Linked DNA regions of Homo sapiens: region 1 is linked to region 2. A link is a loop called in an ENCODE intact Hi-C map of the cell type or tissue named here. Cell type or tissue: Caco-2. All regions are shown on one strand. Links, peaks and the distances in the headings refer to the core of each region. The heading gives the core; the rest is flanking DNA. Region 1 overlaps WWOX (WW domain containing oxidoreductase). Region 2 overlaps WWOX (WW domain containing oxidoreductase).

Region 1 (8,338 bases), core at 48-8,047, 540 kb after region 2:
TAGTGATTATTAGGGTTATAATGCAGCATGGAAATTTGGAGCAAATTAACTATACATGCAAGCTGTTGGGCTCAAGTGCAGTTAATCATACGCATACAGTGCCAGTGGGCAGAAGGTTTTGCAAGAATAGCTTCAGGAAGACTTTGTGGGAAGACAGATGAATACTCAGGGTTTTTTTTTTTTTTTCTTCTAACTTGTCCTCCTTGATCAGGATTTCTCAAATGCACATTTGTCTAATATACTGTTGAACCATGCAAGTACCAAAACAAAACAAGAAACCCAGAATTATAGCTCAAATTTAATTAAAATAGCTTTTATTGCTTCTATTCATGTGTCCCTGGATTTTAAGTGATGCGTCAGAATTTCATGATGAGCAAATGCCTATGGATGCCCTCATTTCTCATCCTTCTTGACTGTCTGCTAAGATTCACTCTTGGTCTTGTCTTTGAGCTTTTCTGTTCAGTGATGTAATGGGACAGGCTCTCCTGTCATCAAGAGTTCCCATCATACCTGGGCACTGCCATTTCCTCTGTGGTAGATGCTTCCTGGACACGTGGGCAGGTGAGAGGTGCTGACTTTGCCTACTTGCAGCTGAAGAGAAGAGAGATGTAGCTTTGAATGGCCACATGAGTGTTTTTTTAAATGAAAAAAAAATCTATGTATAACTTGTTTCCTGTGAGGGTGCCAGGAAACTTTACAATGAACTTCGTGAATTAAACCTCTACCAGATGAATAGAGGTGGTGGCATGGTAGCAGAAATTAGGATTAAAAAAATGGTTTTTGATTTATGAAAAATTTTTCTGCAGGAAATTTTGATTTGTTCTTTGTGGATTCTGAGGATAAAATTAAGACCAACATTGAGGATGAGAGACAGAACTGAACTCAACTTAAAATAGCTTCAGGGAGGAAAAGCAAGTGCATTAGATAAGTAAGTGGGAAGTCCAGGGGTAGACGTGAGTTCAGGCATAGCTGGATCCAGGATCCGACAGCTTGCATGTGTAGTTAATTTGTTCCAAATTTCCATCCTGCATTATAACCCTAATGTTTGCTAATAACACACAAACCCACATTTTATTAAGTAAGTAATTTGAGACATGATGATTTTTGTCATGTAAATAGGATCAGGCTGACCAGTATAGACTGGGCAGAGGAAGATTCATAACCAGGGAATTAATCTCTGGATCCAGGCTGAAATGATATTATCAGACACCTTTCTTTCTCTGGTCCTCAGTTTTGATCTCTTCTCTGCTAGCTTTATTCTAAGACAGGCTTAGATGGGATGTAGAGAGCAAACTCTGGAAGTGGAGTACCTCTGGCCTCCAAGGCCAGTAGTTGTAGCAAAAGTCCAGGGCTGCCGCTCATTCACTCTGCTCGGACCTTTCTGGTCACTTGTCTTCTGTGGTTTGGTCCTTGTGGCCAGGGACAATGAAACTCTCATTGATTAGGCCTGAGTTATGTGCTCTCTCCTAGAGCCAGGAAGAGGCTTCGGCCCTGCCCAGACCCGGTGGCCTGAGAGTCACAGTGAGGCGCAGCTCCCAAAGGGAGACTGAAATATAAGCAAAAGAAAAGGAACACGTACTGGGAATCCCAAACAGCAAATGTTCACTGTGTTCAGGGAGGAGTCTTCAGGCCCACAGTGTAGGCATTCAACAAACGCTCTTCAGGGAGAAGGAAAGTTACCATCAAAATCCGTCGTTGAAAGTATTGAAGTTCCAGCTGGCGGTCTGATACAGCTTAGATGTTGTCCCTGCCCAAAGCTCATGTCAAAAGGTAATCTGCAGCGTTGGAGGTGGGGCATGGTGGGAGGTGATTGGGTCATGGGGGTGGATTTCTCATGAATGGTTTACCACCATCCTCTTGGTACTGTCCTCACGATAGTGAGTGAGTTGTTGGGGGAGCTGGTCATTTAAAAATGTGTGGCACAGCCCCCCACCCTGTCTCTTGCTCCTGCCCTGGCCACATGACGTGCCTGCTCCGCCTTCTCCTTCTGCCATGATTGTAAGCTTCTTGAGACTTCCCCCAGAAGCCAGGCAGCTGCCAGTATCATGTTTCCTGTACAGCCTGTGGAACTATGAGCCAATTAAACCTCTTTTCTTTATAAATTACCCAGTCTCAGGTAATTCTTTATAGCAATGCAAGAATGGCCTAATACATGGTCTCTGAGCAGGATTATTGTAGAGGGGACTGATGTTGAAGAATGGAAAAGAAGGCAGTGTCAGAGAATGCTGAAGAGTGTGGATCTTAAAGTCCAACCTCAAGGCCCAGCGCTGCCACTTAACAGCTCTGTGACCCTGTAAAGTCACTCAGCCTCATTGAGTCCCCCATCCTCCCCTGTGTAGAATGAGGCTAATGCTAGTGCTCATTTCATAGAGTTGCTACAATAATCAATGAGATAATGTGCATAAAGATTTACATACATAATAACTGCTCAATAAAGGGTAGATGTTAAAATTAGCATCAGCGAGCTCTAGAAGATGCTAAGTTCTCTGGAAAGATCAGCTCTGCTCCTGTCAATCTCTCCAAATGTTAGATTTTGCCTCAAATTTTAGGCATTCGTTCATTCATTTATTCTTTCGTAAATTCTATCGCATTAACCTTTACAAGTGTTAAATTAAATCTTTTCCCCAAATTATGCATTAGAACCAAGTTCTTATGTGGTGGATGTACCTCATTTCAGCAAGAGCTTTCTAAGGGTACAGAATTAAATATGCAGCCTCTGGGATTCAGTGATAGCTCATGGGACATTTGACCTACATGGAAATGCAGGCTGGAGTTGCATTTTAATTGGCAAGGATCAGCCCAGTTGTCCAGCTTGTAGCTTGGAGTGTGGCCTGGCTCCCACTCCAGAGAGATGTACATCATGATCTGCGTGGGTGAGAGGATACTCTCAGGAAATGGGCAAAGTTGCCAGCTGACCTCTCCAGAAAGAGAGACTATGTTGTTAGTTTCCCTTACTTGGATGAGAAATTTCTCCATTCCTAGTCTCATTTTCCCAATAGAACACGGAGGCAGAATTTAAAGCCTCAAAACAATCTGATGCACATCAGCTATCAATGAAAAGGACCAGCTTGGAGGCAGAGGCACCTGAGTTTTGCATCTTGGCTCAATCACTTACTAACTGCATTGTGGGTTAACACAGTGTGTGTGTGTGCACTTACTAACTGTGCAACTGTGGGCAAGTGATGTAATCTCTCTGGAGCTCGTCTTTCCTTTTTTCTTTTCCTTTTTTTTTTTTTTTTTTTTTTTTTTTTTTTTTTTTTTTGAGATGGAGTCTCACTCTGTTGCCCAGGCTGGAGTGCAGTGGCACAATCTCAGCTCACTGCAACCTCTGCCTCCCGGGTTCAAGTGATTCTCCTGCCTCAGCCTCCCAAGTAGCTGGGACTACAGGTGCACACCACCATGGCTGGCTAATTTTTGTATTTTTAGTAGAGACGGGCTTTCACCATGTTGGCCAGGCTGGCCTCGAGCTCCTGACCTCAGATGATCTGTCTGCCTTGCCCTCCCAAAGTGCTAGAATTACAGGCATAAGCCACTGCACCCGGCCACAGTTTTCTTTTCTATATTGTAGGGATAATAATCCTCCCTTGCAGGACTGTGCTCAGCACATGTTCATTGCTCAAGAGAAGTAGCCACTGTTATTATTATTGTCAGTATGTATCCAAGTGTTTAGTTCATTTTCTCTGCATTTGTCTAACTCCCTTTTTTCCCTTGAACTGTAAAGCTCTCAGCCCAGGGATATAGTAGCACCAGCACATAGTAGATGATCAAGAAAAATTAGTCATTCTCTCTGGTTCTTCCTTTCCTGTATCCTGTTGTCTTTATCAGTTCAGGCTGCTGTGACAAAAGTATCACAGACTGGATGGCCTTAACCACAATTGTTTTACATGGTTCTGGAGACTGGGAAGTCTAAGATTAAGGCAGTGGAAGGTTCACTGTCTGGTGAAGGCTGGGCTCCTGATTCATAGATGTCTGCCCTTCTTGTGCATCTTCACATGGTGGGAAGAGGGTGAGAGAGCTCACCGGGGAGTGTTTCTCCCAGTTCCTCCCCAGTACACAGAAAAACAAAGCTTTCTGTCTCACCAGGAGGACTCCACGGTGAGCATAGCTTGGCTCAGCCCAGCAGGAGATTTTGAACCGACTCTGGTAGATTCTTCCTGCAGCCATTCAGCTCCCACCTCTTTCTCTCAAAAAGAAATCCAGGGCTGGGTGTGTGTGGGCAACTTCACCCTGCTCTCTTTGTCCCCCAGGCCTGCACTACAACAAATGTCTCTTTGTGTCCAACTCTTCTTCCATTTCTAGTCCTTCTTTTCTCTTCTTCTCGTACTTCCCATATTCCTAATACGATTGGTTACTCAAATTCTTAAACAACTCACAACTCATTATCTCCCTTCCATGTAAAAGTAACCCCCAGCCTGAGCTACCTGACCCCGTGGTTTAAACAATAAAGCAACTGACCTTTTATCAGAAATTTGCAAAGCCATTTAATTTACATATGTCCTTGGCATCCACAAATATTGCTTCTCCTTTCAACCAGCATGCCACCCTTCCAGCCATTCACATATGTATTCATTCATTCATTCATTTATTCTTTCATTCAGTCAATAAATATTTATTGAGTAGTAAGCACATGCAAGGCATTGAGGGTGGGGAGGGAAAGAGACACAAATTGTCCTTACCCTCATGGATTCACCATGTATTTAAAGGCCACAAATACTTGTGTGAGAAGCAAGTCTTAATAGTCTGAAGTGTTTTCTTAGATTCCCTTGAGCCGCAATGCTGAAAAGCTTATGGTGGTTTTGCTAATGAATTTGACAAGGCCAGAAATAGACCAGATGAAGATTGATCCATTGGTTAATTGATTAATTGATTGATCGACTGAGGAATGTCAGCCTGGTCTACCAAGGTTTATGAAAGCCTGGCATATAGAAATGATGTCGTTAATGCACAAATACCTGCATCCTGTCTTGAACTCCCTCTAGGGGCCACCATGTGTATCAGTGTCCTGTGGCTGCTGTAACAGATTACTACAAATTTTGTGGCATAAAATAACACAAATCGATTCCCTTACAGTTCTGGATGTCAGAACTGGGTGACTTTCTCCTGAGACTGTCCTGATTTTTTTTTTTTTTTTTTTTTTTTTTTTTGCTTGTCAGTTTGTTTTGGGTGATGCAGATGGAAGGTAACGTCACAGGGCAGCTGTATTCCAGGTACTTGGTGACTCTTGGTTGCGATCTGATGACTGGCTCACAGTAGGACCATGACGTGAGCAGATTTGTAGTCCTGCATGAATGAAGGAAAGAAAGAAATCTGACAACTCATTGATTCAGATTCACAGACTCTGCATTTTGAACCAGAATACACCCGAGCAATTACCTAGCACAAAATCTCCTGTCTGCAGAGGAGTTGCAGGAAGGAGAATTCACTATATCCTCTCCTGAAAATATCCCTTGTGGTCAAGGTGGCTATAGACTGGCATCCCTCTGCTCCCTAAGATGCCAGGGACTCACGTCTTCTAGGATATCAGGGGAAGATACAGGGCAATGGGCCTCAGATCACAGACACGGAAAATCATTTTCTATTTCATGGAGCATGGAGAAGCTTCCTTCAAAAAGCTAGCCTTCGACTTTCTATTTTTTGAACTGAAGGGCAGGCCAGGAGGGAGCTGACCTGTGTAGAGCTTGGAGGTTGTGTTTTCAGCTGAGAAAAGTGATCCTGAACCTCTCCATCCTTGCAAAGCTCAGATGGAAGCCCAGGGGCCCCAGCCCTCCAGCCCCACACACATGCCGGTGCACCTGGACTGCCACTCTACCTGTTTACAAATTACCCCCATTTTCTGCTTGGTTCAGCAGCAACTGATTACCGTCCCCCGTGATGTAATTAGGGCTTCAGAGTTCACGTGTGTCTATTATGAGCTCTCCTGTGCTTTGTCTTGGTGCTTCGTTTCTGTAGCAGTAATCATATATATATATAAAAATTTGGTATCAATTGTTTGGCTAAATTATGCACAGTGGGCCATCCTAACCTGCCATTAACATAACGTATGCTAAAGAATGTGTTGTGTTTTTTTGTTTTCTCTGATAATTATACTCTAAAGCATCAATTGCTTATTTGAGTAAATTAAACTTTGAGTTGTTCTTATTTCTTCAAACTTTCAAATTGTCTTGCCTGCAGCAGATGCAGACCCAGCACTCCGGCTGCTGCCAGTGGAGGCAGGAGCCTCGTTACCACCTTTCTGAGAAATTCAAGTGCCACACAGTGGTCACCAGCATTGTAGCTGCCCTGATGTTCCGGGCTCAGCTGCAATATAGCACATCTCTACCACCATCCCCAGAGTGACCTCCAGAACTGTAAGGGACCCCCGCCTTTGGTACAGAGATGGGAGTTAAACACAGGTGTCCACTGGAGTCATGATTCCTCTATTCCCTGGACAAATATGCAATGAGAATCCCTGAGGGACAGGCACTGTGCTAGATACCCGAGATACAAAAGCGACAAGGTTTCTATCCTCTGACAGTTTATACTTTAGTGCAGTGGTCAGCAGACTGTTTCTGCAAACAGCTAGATAGCAAATATTTTAGACTTTGTGACCCATACAGTCACCATCACAACTATTCAGTTCTGCCAGTGTAACTCAAAAGCAGCCATGGCTGTTACATAATGAGTGGCTGTGGCTGTGTGCCAATTAAACTTTATTTACAAAAACAAGAGGAGGGCCAGATTTTGCCTTTGTCAAGGAAGTAAGCATAATAGTGCAAGCAGCACGTGCCCGCTCTTTCACACTGGGGCAAACACAGGGGATTTATTCGGCACAATTGAGTAATGTGGATGAGGCTGCTCAGGGCTGGCAGTTGTAGGACGCAAAACCTTGAGGGGCATCGATATTCTGGTACAGCTGTCACCCATTTGCAGCACAGCTGGGACACTCCACAGAGAATGATCAGGAAGGCCAAGCCCAGATGGCATTGTTGAGGGGCTTTCTCTTAAGACTGCATCTGAGTGGCAGGGCGCAGTAGCTGACCCTTGTAATCCCAGCACTTTGGGAGGCCGAGGTGGGTGGATCACGAGGTCAGGAGTTCAAGACCAGCCTGGCCATGATGGCGAAACCCCGTCTCTACTAAAAATACAAAAATTAGCCTGGCGTGGTGGCCGGCGCCTGTAATCCCAGCCACTTGGGAGGCTGAGGCAGAGAATTGCTTGAACCTGGGAGGTGGAGGTTGCAGTGAGCTGAGATCATCCCACCGCACACCAGCCTGGCCGACAGAGTGAGACTCTGTCTCAAAAAAAAAAAAAAAAAAAGTTACTTCTGAGTTAAAATATGAAGAGTGAGCAGTACCCAGCCATGCAGAAGGACATGGAGTGGTAAAAGCATGTGGTTCCATTAAGGGAAAGACTCCAGGGCAAGAAAAAAACATGTCATGCTTGTACCTGAGGGAAGGCCAGTGTGATTGCAGAGTATGGGGCACCCTGGAGGTCTGGAATGGGAGGAGTTTAAACAGGTCATTAGAGCTTCAAGATGAAGCATAGGCCAGTGACTTGGTTGCTGCTGCTGCGTAACCGTGTGGCAACTGAGTGGCTCACGGCAATCAGTATTTACTTCTCACGTGTGTGTGGGGTTCAGCAGAACTAGGCTGGGCTTGGCTGCCCTGCCCTACTGGTCCTGCTGGTTTTGGTGGGGCTTCCCCCTGTGTCTGTGGGTCAGCTTGTTTTGCTCCTGCATCTTTGCATCAGCTGGGCTTTCTGCCCTAGGCTGGACATGGGTGGGGCACTTTAGCTGGGGTGGTTCTCCTCCACATGTCTCTCATCTTCCTGGGACCAGCAGGGCTAGACCAGACATGACTTTCTTATGGCAAGGGCAGAAATGCAAGACAGCAACTCAAAACACATAAGGACTTTCAAGTCTAGACCCAGAACTGGCATACCCATTCCTCTGTCACACACTGATGCCCCAAATAAATCACATGGCTGAGCTCACGGTTAGAGAGGGAGGATACTGCAGTCCCAAAGCCCGGGGCATGGATCCAGAGAGGAGGGTGAAGAATGGGCCCCTGACCCAAGACTGCACTTGTATTTGAGTTGCATAAGAAGCTGCTGAGGAATTTTAAGAACAGGAGTGACATGACTTCCGTTACAATTGAAAAAATCAATCTGGCGAAATGAATGGGGCTACATAGGTTGGGGGAAGGAGGTAAGAGAGGAAGTGAGGAGAATAGGGTGGGTCGAACCTGTTGAAGGCCCAGAGCTTGCTTCTCTTCTGCCGCCTTTAGGAAACGAGATGAATTGTTAAACTTCTTGCACTGAGCTTTACCAGGTGAGCTGACAGTTATCCTCTGCATTCATC
Region 2 (8,338 bases), core at 236-8,235:
CCTGGTTTCTGCCTGTGGGAAAATACAAAACAACACAACAGCAAAGCAGACTAGCATGGTTCAAAGCACACATTGAGGTTTTTGGTGTGCCATTCTAATGCATGAGCTCATTTTGAGCCAAGGATAGCTTTTTGGTGTAGAATTTTGCCAGTCCTACGGTCAATGCAGTACTAATTGTGTGTGTGACTTTGTGCAGTGGGGAAAGGTGGGGCTTTAAAATAAAACAGAAGGTATGAATTGCTTGGCATTTGCTGTGGTTCCTAAGTCTCCATTCCGCTTGCCAAGATTAAATTGAATTATTCCCGCTGCCATTCAGTTTTACTCTGCACAAAATACAGCCAACATTTTTGCATTTCTTTCTTCCTTCCTCCTTTTCTTCTTTCCTTCCTTCCTTCCTTTTTCCCTTCATCTATCTTTGTTCCGCTTTTGTTTGTTTTTTTTTAGATCGCTGCATGCTGCCGCGTTGGGTTAACCATGGTAGCATTTTACCATGAGAAGCCATAGCAAGATGTGCCAGGTGCATGCTGCTGGAACACCTGGCTGAGGCTCCAACAGCATTTTCCTATGACTGAGGGTAGGGTAGGTAGATGACTCATTACAATTTATAAAATGGGGGGCTTAGCTTGGGTATCATCGTGGTTATTCCAAGCAGTCTTCCAGCTGGACTAGCTTTTCGGGAACACGTGTGTGTTTGTGCTGGAAGCCCCAGTAATATCATTTAATTCGAAAGCTTTTTTCTATGATGAATTATTCAGGCAGTGTTTACCAAAATTGTCATTGATCAGTACAGACCCAGAGAGCATGTACAACAGCGCCTGTGCTGGGCCTGCTAGGAGTCGATATTTTCTGGCTCAAAGAAGTTCCAAAAGAATTCAAAGCCAGTGTGTCTCTTTCTCTGGACGGCCAAGTGATGCAGGTACCACGCTTAGGTCTGCTGGTGTTTAGCTTGACTTAAAACCCAGCCAGGGAAATATGTTTCACTTTGCTGGGGTGCAGGTGGAGGAGGCTATTATTCTTAGGCATTTAACAGTGAAGAATGTTGGGCAGGGCAGAGGGTCAGCTGAATGGCAGGGATTCCAGGTCTCAGTTAATGCCCACAAATTTCTGAACTTTGAACATAAATACCCTCACTGCAATACATGTTTTTCTTTCTCTCTCTTTCTTTCTCTTTTTTTTTTTTTGAAAAACTTTTTTGGAGCAGCACCTGCATGTTGTAAAAACACAAAATAAAAAAAAAATAAATAAAAGCAGACCCCTTGGTTCAGATATCTTTGTTTGTGTAAATGTTTTGGCATTCTTTATGAAAATCTTCAGATTTTCAAGAGCTTAAGATGACCTCCTCTAGCCGGCTGCAGCAGTGTCTAGGTATCTGTGAATGTGTAAGAAATTGAGACAGCCTGCAAAATAGCTCACCCAGCTTTTCTTTAAAGTTCCAACCTTTTTGCTGGCTCTCTTTCAAACTGTACTGCTCACTTTGGGCTGTACGTTAGAACCACCTGAGAAGTTCTTTTTCTTTCTTTTTTTTTTTTGAGATGGAGTCTTCCTCTGTCACCCAGGCTGGAGTGCAGTGGTGGGATCTTGGCTCACTGCAACCTCTGTCTCCTGGCTTCACGCCATTCTCCTGCCTCAGCCTTCCGAGTAACTAGGATTACAGGCATCCGCCACCATGCTTGGGTAATTTTTGTACTTTTATTAGAGACAGAGTTTCACCATGTTGGCCAGGCTGGTCTCGAACTCCTGACCTGAAGTGATCCACCCACCTCAGCCTCCCAAACTGCTGGAATCTGAGAAGTTACGTGAAACTAGCGATGCCCTGGGCTAATGAAATCAGGCTCCATGGTGGGGAAGGATGTTGCGGTGGGGTTGGGGTGGCAATGAAAGGTGAAAACCACTGTGGTCCCACCTGCCCATCGTCAGATTTCGGTTCCTCTCAGAGTTAACGTAGAAGGTTTCTGGGGGCATGGACCTGAGTCTTATCCCCTTTGCAAAAGTAAGAATTGTATCGTAGCCTGACTCAGGGTTTTAGCCAACTTCTCTGGATGCTAATGCTATTCTCTTCTTTATACTTGTCTTCCTTCCCAGGCACACATCCACTGGAGCTTTGCAGGGCCTATCTGCCCTTAGCCCTCCAATATCCTTTTCATTTTCTTTAATAGTTTTATTGATATATAATGTGCCTACCATATAATTCATCTGCTTAAGGTGTACAATTCAATGGCTTTTAGTGTATTCAGAGTTTGCATCCACCATCACAATCAGTTTTAGAACATTTTCATTAACCCAAGAAAATGACCCCTTAGTCATCACCCCAAATACCTCCTCTCTCCAGTTCCTGGCAACCACTAACCAATCTACTTGCTGTTTCTATGGATTTACCTATTCTGCGTACCTCATATAAATAGAGTGATATGTTAGTCGTCTCTTGTGTCTGGTTTCTTCCTCTTAGCATCATGTTTTGAAAGTTTATCCCTGCGACAGCATCTACCAGTTCATCATTTCTTTTTGTGGCTAAGTAATACGCCATTGTATGGATATACCACATTTTGTGTATCCATTCATTAGTTCATGGATTTTGTGTCTATTATGAATAATGCTGCCATGAGCATCTGTGTTGTCCACAAGTTTCAGCATGGACTTCTGTTTTCATTCCAATATCCTTTGATGACATGTCTTGGCAGTGATGTCTATGACACTGGGCAAGTGTCTTAAAATGTTGTGCATCAGAAAAAAGTCATCATTGCCAAGGCCAGCAGATCTCGAAAAGGGGGCTGGGATACGTTGGTGATTTTTTTCATGCTCTACTTACAGTATGACTCGTAACTGTTAATGGCTGAGCTCCTCCTTAGGTGAAGAAGGAAGGCAATGGCGTTTTCTATTCTGGGCCTCCCTGCTTCCAGCGATAGCAAGGAGCGAAATGAGATGCTGTCTAAGAAAGGAAGGTGCTGCGATCTTTGATTACTACACAGCCTCGGCAGTGTTTGTATGATTAATGAGTCCATGTTTCAGACGTTCCCATTTAATGTATTTGAGCCTTCTAACAACATTGCCTTTCATATGTTGCTGACTGTTTTTGAGATTTATGAGGCCTAACTCGCAAGCGATGTGTGTCTGGATTAAGAGAACCTGAGAATCTCTATTTATGTCTGACCCCAGGAAATTCCCTTTAAGCTGCTTATCAGAGGTGCATGCTGAGAGCATGATGGGAAGATGGAGTCTTCCATCCGCTGGTAAAATCTGGAATCTGCTCTCATTTCATTTTCACTGAACTGAAAATAAGGTAACAGACCCTCAGGTCTACCTATAAGTACCTTCCAACTGTTCCACTTTTGTAAATTTAGTTCAGATAATACATATGCTGAAATTCCTATATCCCCCCCATACTCCAGATCTTCAGTGTGGAATTTAAATATAATTCCTTATTGTAAAAAAAAAAAATTTTTTTTTGATCAAGGTGATTTTGATAAACTAAATGCATCTTTAATTTTACTCACAGCAAAGCGATTCTTTATTTTCTCTCTAAAAGCATAATTGATGTGCCATGATCTTTGTCTTTGCATTTTTAAAACTGAAAGAACATTTCCACACCATTAGAAATAAGATTTCTTCTTAAAAATATTCACAAGGTGCAAACACTTACATGTGTATATGCATGATTTCACCACCAGGGGGCATTGTGGTTTGACTGTCCAGTTAAAGAGCCTGTGTTCTATCAGTTTACCCAGAAACTAGAAGGCCTGCGAGTATTTCTGATTCCTTCCAAGAAGGATTCATATCTGGAAGAGAACAGATGTCGACTCTTTTTCCTCTCTAGCAAACAGTAGTGTTGTCAAATTTGCTAAACTTAGCCAGTTGAAGATTAACATGCAATATATAATATGCATGCGACTAAGTGTACAATAAATAGTAAATCACATTTTTATGCTTTCTCTGAACTTGGAAGCTGCAAGTTATGTTTTTTTTATTCCCTGGGTGTGATGAAATAAATAACATTCAAATACATCTTAAAGATGTCAGTCAGGGGGAAAAAAGTGCTTGGCAACTGTGTTTGATAGATTTCTTTTATGATTAATTCTCCTATTAAGTTTTAATGACTTCAAAGATACAAAGCTAGAAACTACAAAACTAGGCATGGTTAATAAATAACTGAAATACCAGGTGTATAGAAATGCATCTGTGGAAAAATGAAATCATGTATTCTCTAGGATATATTAGGAAATGGCTCTTTGGCAAGTCTAGAGGGTAAAGTATCCCTGAAGGGGGAAAAGGTTTAAAAACAGTAAACTAAAGAAGATTGTTTTTCTGAAAGAAATTCCCAGGAGAAAGGTACTTTCTGAGATTCACATATGTAGATTACATTGTTATGAACCAACATTTATAAGCAAGCTTGATCTCTCAGAATGCGTTTGTCTATCTCAGATTTTCAAGAATCCTCATACAAATTGTCCAGGGTTTCCACCTCGCAGTTTTCTTCCAGGGTTGCTATGGCATGGAAAGTACATTGCTATTTTGTTATGTAAATGCTCAACAGACTGGCTCATTCCAGAAGTGGGCGTCGTGATGCCAGTGTCTTCGTAATACTATCTTTCTTTCCCCTTTAGCACCCAGAACTTATGAAATATGACTCGGTTTATCCTGAACACATCTCTGTGCATCGGGGAGGATGGGAGAATTAATTCCAGTTTCTCAATTGCAAAAGTGAGGCTGGTCATGGGGCTTGGAACCACGCCACGGACGCATGAAGCCTCCCCGTTTACATGCCAAATCCAGAGCTTATGCATCCGTGCTCAGGGCTCTCTGTGGTAGGCAACAGCTGGATTATTTACTTTCTAGAATATCTCGAGTTCTTAATCTGAGCAGTTTCGAAACCAAACCCACATTAATTAATATAAATAATGACTGGGAAACGTTGCAGGACTCCCCGGAAAAGAATGTATAAATTGATGTGTTTTTGTATATGCTTATGTATATGCCTTTGTGCACGAAAGGAGATAAATGGTGTATTTCACACAGTTCCTTCTCCTCCTCTAAGGGATATTATTGTTCCTGAATTTTTCTGAGCCGCCGAAGCACAATAGGGTTTAGAGCGTTCACACCAGGCAGCCCCCACTCTTCAGAACTTCAAATCTAAAGATCTTTTAAATACACAGAACTTACTTTTGAAAGCTGTGGCCCATCCCAAATGAATTCTAATCGTCAGCCTCTAGAATGCCTGGAGTGAGAAAACAGAATATTGTTCTTTTCTGTTTATATTATTTCATACTGAGTTAATACACTTGCCAAGACTCCGAGGCAGCTTCTGGCTTGACAATGCCTTCTTTAACTAGCCTAGTTTCTAGAATAAAGTTCGGGTCCACCAGGCCCTCTGAGTGGGGCTCAGGACACTCTGAGATGGAAGAGACTGGAGAAAGCCAATCTGTTTCTCCCTGAAAATCATCTTACTTTTTTAACGCTTCGTACCTAGATTTGGCCTGGGCAGCCCAGGGAGACTGTTCAAGCACTGGATACCTAGACTCTGCTGGGCTCTAGAGAAGTGCTGGGCTACAGCGCCCAGTGCCCTACCTCTTGGGGCCAGCCAGCCTCACCAAAAAATCACGCTTCTGGCTTGCTCCAAACTCAGGAAGTTGCTGGGAAGTCTGGCTAGCAACACCCTCATTCCCAGTCCTGGCCATGCCTCTCTGCTCTCCCTAGCACAGGGAGCATGCAGGCTTAAGGCTGGAAGAAACCCCAAGCATTTGGCCAGGAAGAGGCAACTAGTTCCAGCTGGCCCACATACTACACTTTAAAAATTACCCAGATGATCTGATTCTGTAGAGAGAGTGGGTGGAGAGGACTCCAGGGCCATGGAGGAAGATTCGGCCTTTCTCTCCCTAATCATGAGCAATGTGATTTGGAGAGAGAAGGACCCGGTTGGCTCTGCAAACCGCATTTCCTTGGCTGAACGCCAGAGGAGAGAAATGATCCGGCAAGAAGACACACCATTCCCCGTCAGCCCCTTCCCGACCCTTGCACCCCTGGATCTTCTGCTGAGTATCGGATTGGTCTGCGTCCAAGAGCTCCTCGCTTGGCCAGCAGGGGCTGCCTGGAGAAGGGGAGGACAGGCTTCGAGTTTTTTGGGTAGTGACTTCTGTGGACGTGAAAAGACTGCACCAGAAATCGGAGGCAGCCCTCCAAACATAACTTGGCCTCTTCGTTCTCCCTGTGGACACACAGGCTGTGTTCTCCTGGCCAAGAGTCCAAGCGTGTTTTTGGCGCGTGCTGACACTCTATATCGCTTTTGCTTCGGAAACGAATCTGGTCAGTGACTTAGCCACTCTATAAAAATGAAGAGCAGAGCTCGAGTGCTTATAACACGTCATTTTTACCCAAGACAGAGAAGAAAAACGAAAGAGAGCCTGAGCATTCCTTTGACTCCCTCCACCCCCGGAAGGTATATTCAGAGTCTCCAAGACTGCCTCCGCCCACTCACATGTTTATGGCCCGGTGAGACCGCATCCTCCCTTTCTATATCTGTCCCTTTTCTGGATGCAGGGACACAGAATCCCCTAAGTGGGAAGAGCTTTGGAGTGGAGGCTGTTCAAAGTTCTGTGGTGATTAATTATTACCTACCCAAGGTCTGGTCATTGCTATACTTGAGTTCTTTTCAGGCTCAAGATCTCTACCTTTTTGTGTGTTTTTTTTTTTTTTTTTTTTTTTTTTTTTTTTTGTACAGAGTCTTGCTCTGTTGTCCAGGCTGTAGTGCAGTGGAACAATCTCTGTATGCTCCCTGCAACCTCTGGCTCCAGGTTTAAGTGATTCTCCTGCCTCAGCCTCCCAAGTAGCTGGAACTACAGGCACCTACCACCACGCCTGGCTAATTTTTTGTATTTTTAGTAGAGACGGGATTTCACCATGTTGGCCATATTGGTCTTGAACTCCTGACCTCAAGTGATCCTCCCACCTCAGCTGCCCAGGGTGCTGGGATCACAGGCGTGAGCCACCGTGCACGACCTCAGGGTCCCTTCTAACCTGTGCTGTTGTCATAAACCCTGGAGGAGAAGCAAGATCTTTCTAGCAGGAGCAACATCATCCCAAATAAAGTGATAGACTTTGATAGTGTTCTTCTATTCATTCAACCAACAGAGAACAAATGAAAAGAATCAGGAGTCTATTGAGGAGACAGAACATGAGTGATTTCTGTGTGCTGACTATATTTAAAGACAAGATTAGCAGTAATATATAAACGTAAATAAGAATTTTTTTCCCCAGCCAAGAACCATAGATTGGACTTCACATTCAAAATGTAAATTGTGCCTAGGAAACATCAATGCTTATTTTAAGCAACTGACCCTTGGGATAAAAATAAAAAGTCAAAAGGAAACAAACAATGTTGCTGAGAAGTGATAGAATATTCTAGTTTATATCTCAGTCATTTTACAGCTCTGGCATTTCTGGGTAACACTTTAGAATACTTCCACTCCGGTTGGTCCATAAAAAGCTGCCTGTGTTTTTATGTTTTGAAAATACACGCAGAGAGACCCACTGCATGTCCTATTAGGCATCTTATCCTTGAGTAAGCAGGCATGCAACATCAGTGTCACACACATATCACCCCCATACTCGACATTCTTTGAGAAATGCCTTGGTCCCGTCTCCAGCCAGATCAGCATTGCACCTCTTGGCATGCGTTCTTACCTGTTGAGGATTTGCTTGAATTATAATATGGTAGAGGAGGAAACACAGTCTTACTGTGCCGTGTGCTGAGCGCAGAGCCATTCTCAGCATCCTGCCTTGATTAATAAGGCGTGAAAGATCCTCCGAATTCGCACCTGTTCAGACAAGCTTGTCCAACCCATGGCCCCCGGGTCGCATGTGGCCCAGGACAGCTTTGAATGTGGCCCCATACGTATTTGTAAACTTTCTTAGAACATCAGGATTTTTATGCACGGACCTTTTATGCATGGACTGTGGTGTTTTTTGATTTTTGGTTGCGTGCGTGTGTGTGTGTGTGTGTGTGTGTGTGTGTGACGGAGTCTTGCTCTGTCACTCAGGCTGGAGTGTAGTGGCATGATCTTAGCTCACTGCATCCTCTGCCTCCCAGGTTCAAGCAATTCTCCGTGTCTCAATCTCCCTAGTAGTTGAGATTACAGGTGCCCACCACCAAGCTTTGCTAATTTTTGTATTTTTTTAGTAGAGACAGGGTTTCGCCATGTTGGCCGGGCTGGTCTTGAACTCCTGATCTCAGGTGATCCTCCTGCCTCAGCCACCCAAAGTGCTGGGATTATAGGCGTGAGCCACTGCGCCCGGCCTTTTTTTTTTTTTTTTTTTTTTTTTTTTTTAACGCTCATCAGCTATTGTTAGT

The links. Hi-C counts contacts between places; a loop is a spot of excess contacts. Peaks named below come from ENCODE experiments on the same cell type or tissue, not always from the same donor. Only the 100,000 strongest peaks of a DNase experiment are listed, where the experiment ranks them.
Region 1: a loop joins it to region 2, with 15 times the contacts of the local background. A loop is called at or near these places in 7 of 110 quality-filtered maps.

The regions. Positions count from the first base shown.
Region 1 is chr16:79,042,558-79,050,895 of GRCh38, forward strand. All of the region lies in intron 8 of WWOX (WW domain containing oxidoreductase), which reads left to right. Among named protein-coding and RNA genes, the nearest start is that of WWOX-AS2, 550 kb to the left of the region's middle. In Caco-2, for the core only: a CTCF peak has its summit at 4,991; no DNase peak of the experiment used is centred there.
Region 2 is chr16:78,500,026-78,508,363 of GRCh38, forward strand. All of the region lies in intron 8 of WWOX (WW domain containing oxidoreductase), which reads left to right. It overlaps WWOX-AS2 (WWOX antisense RNA 2), which reads right to left and starts at 11. Exons shown (of 2, transcript XR_007065129.1): 1 at 1-11. In Caco-2, for the core only: a CTCF peak has its summit at 3,658 (motif pointing right); DNase peaks (open chromatin) are centred at 1,006, 3,674, 6,036 and 6,486; H3K4me3 peaks cover 188 bases.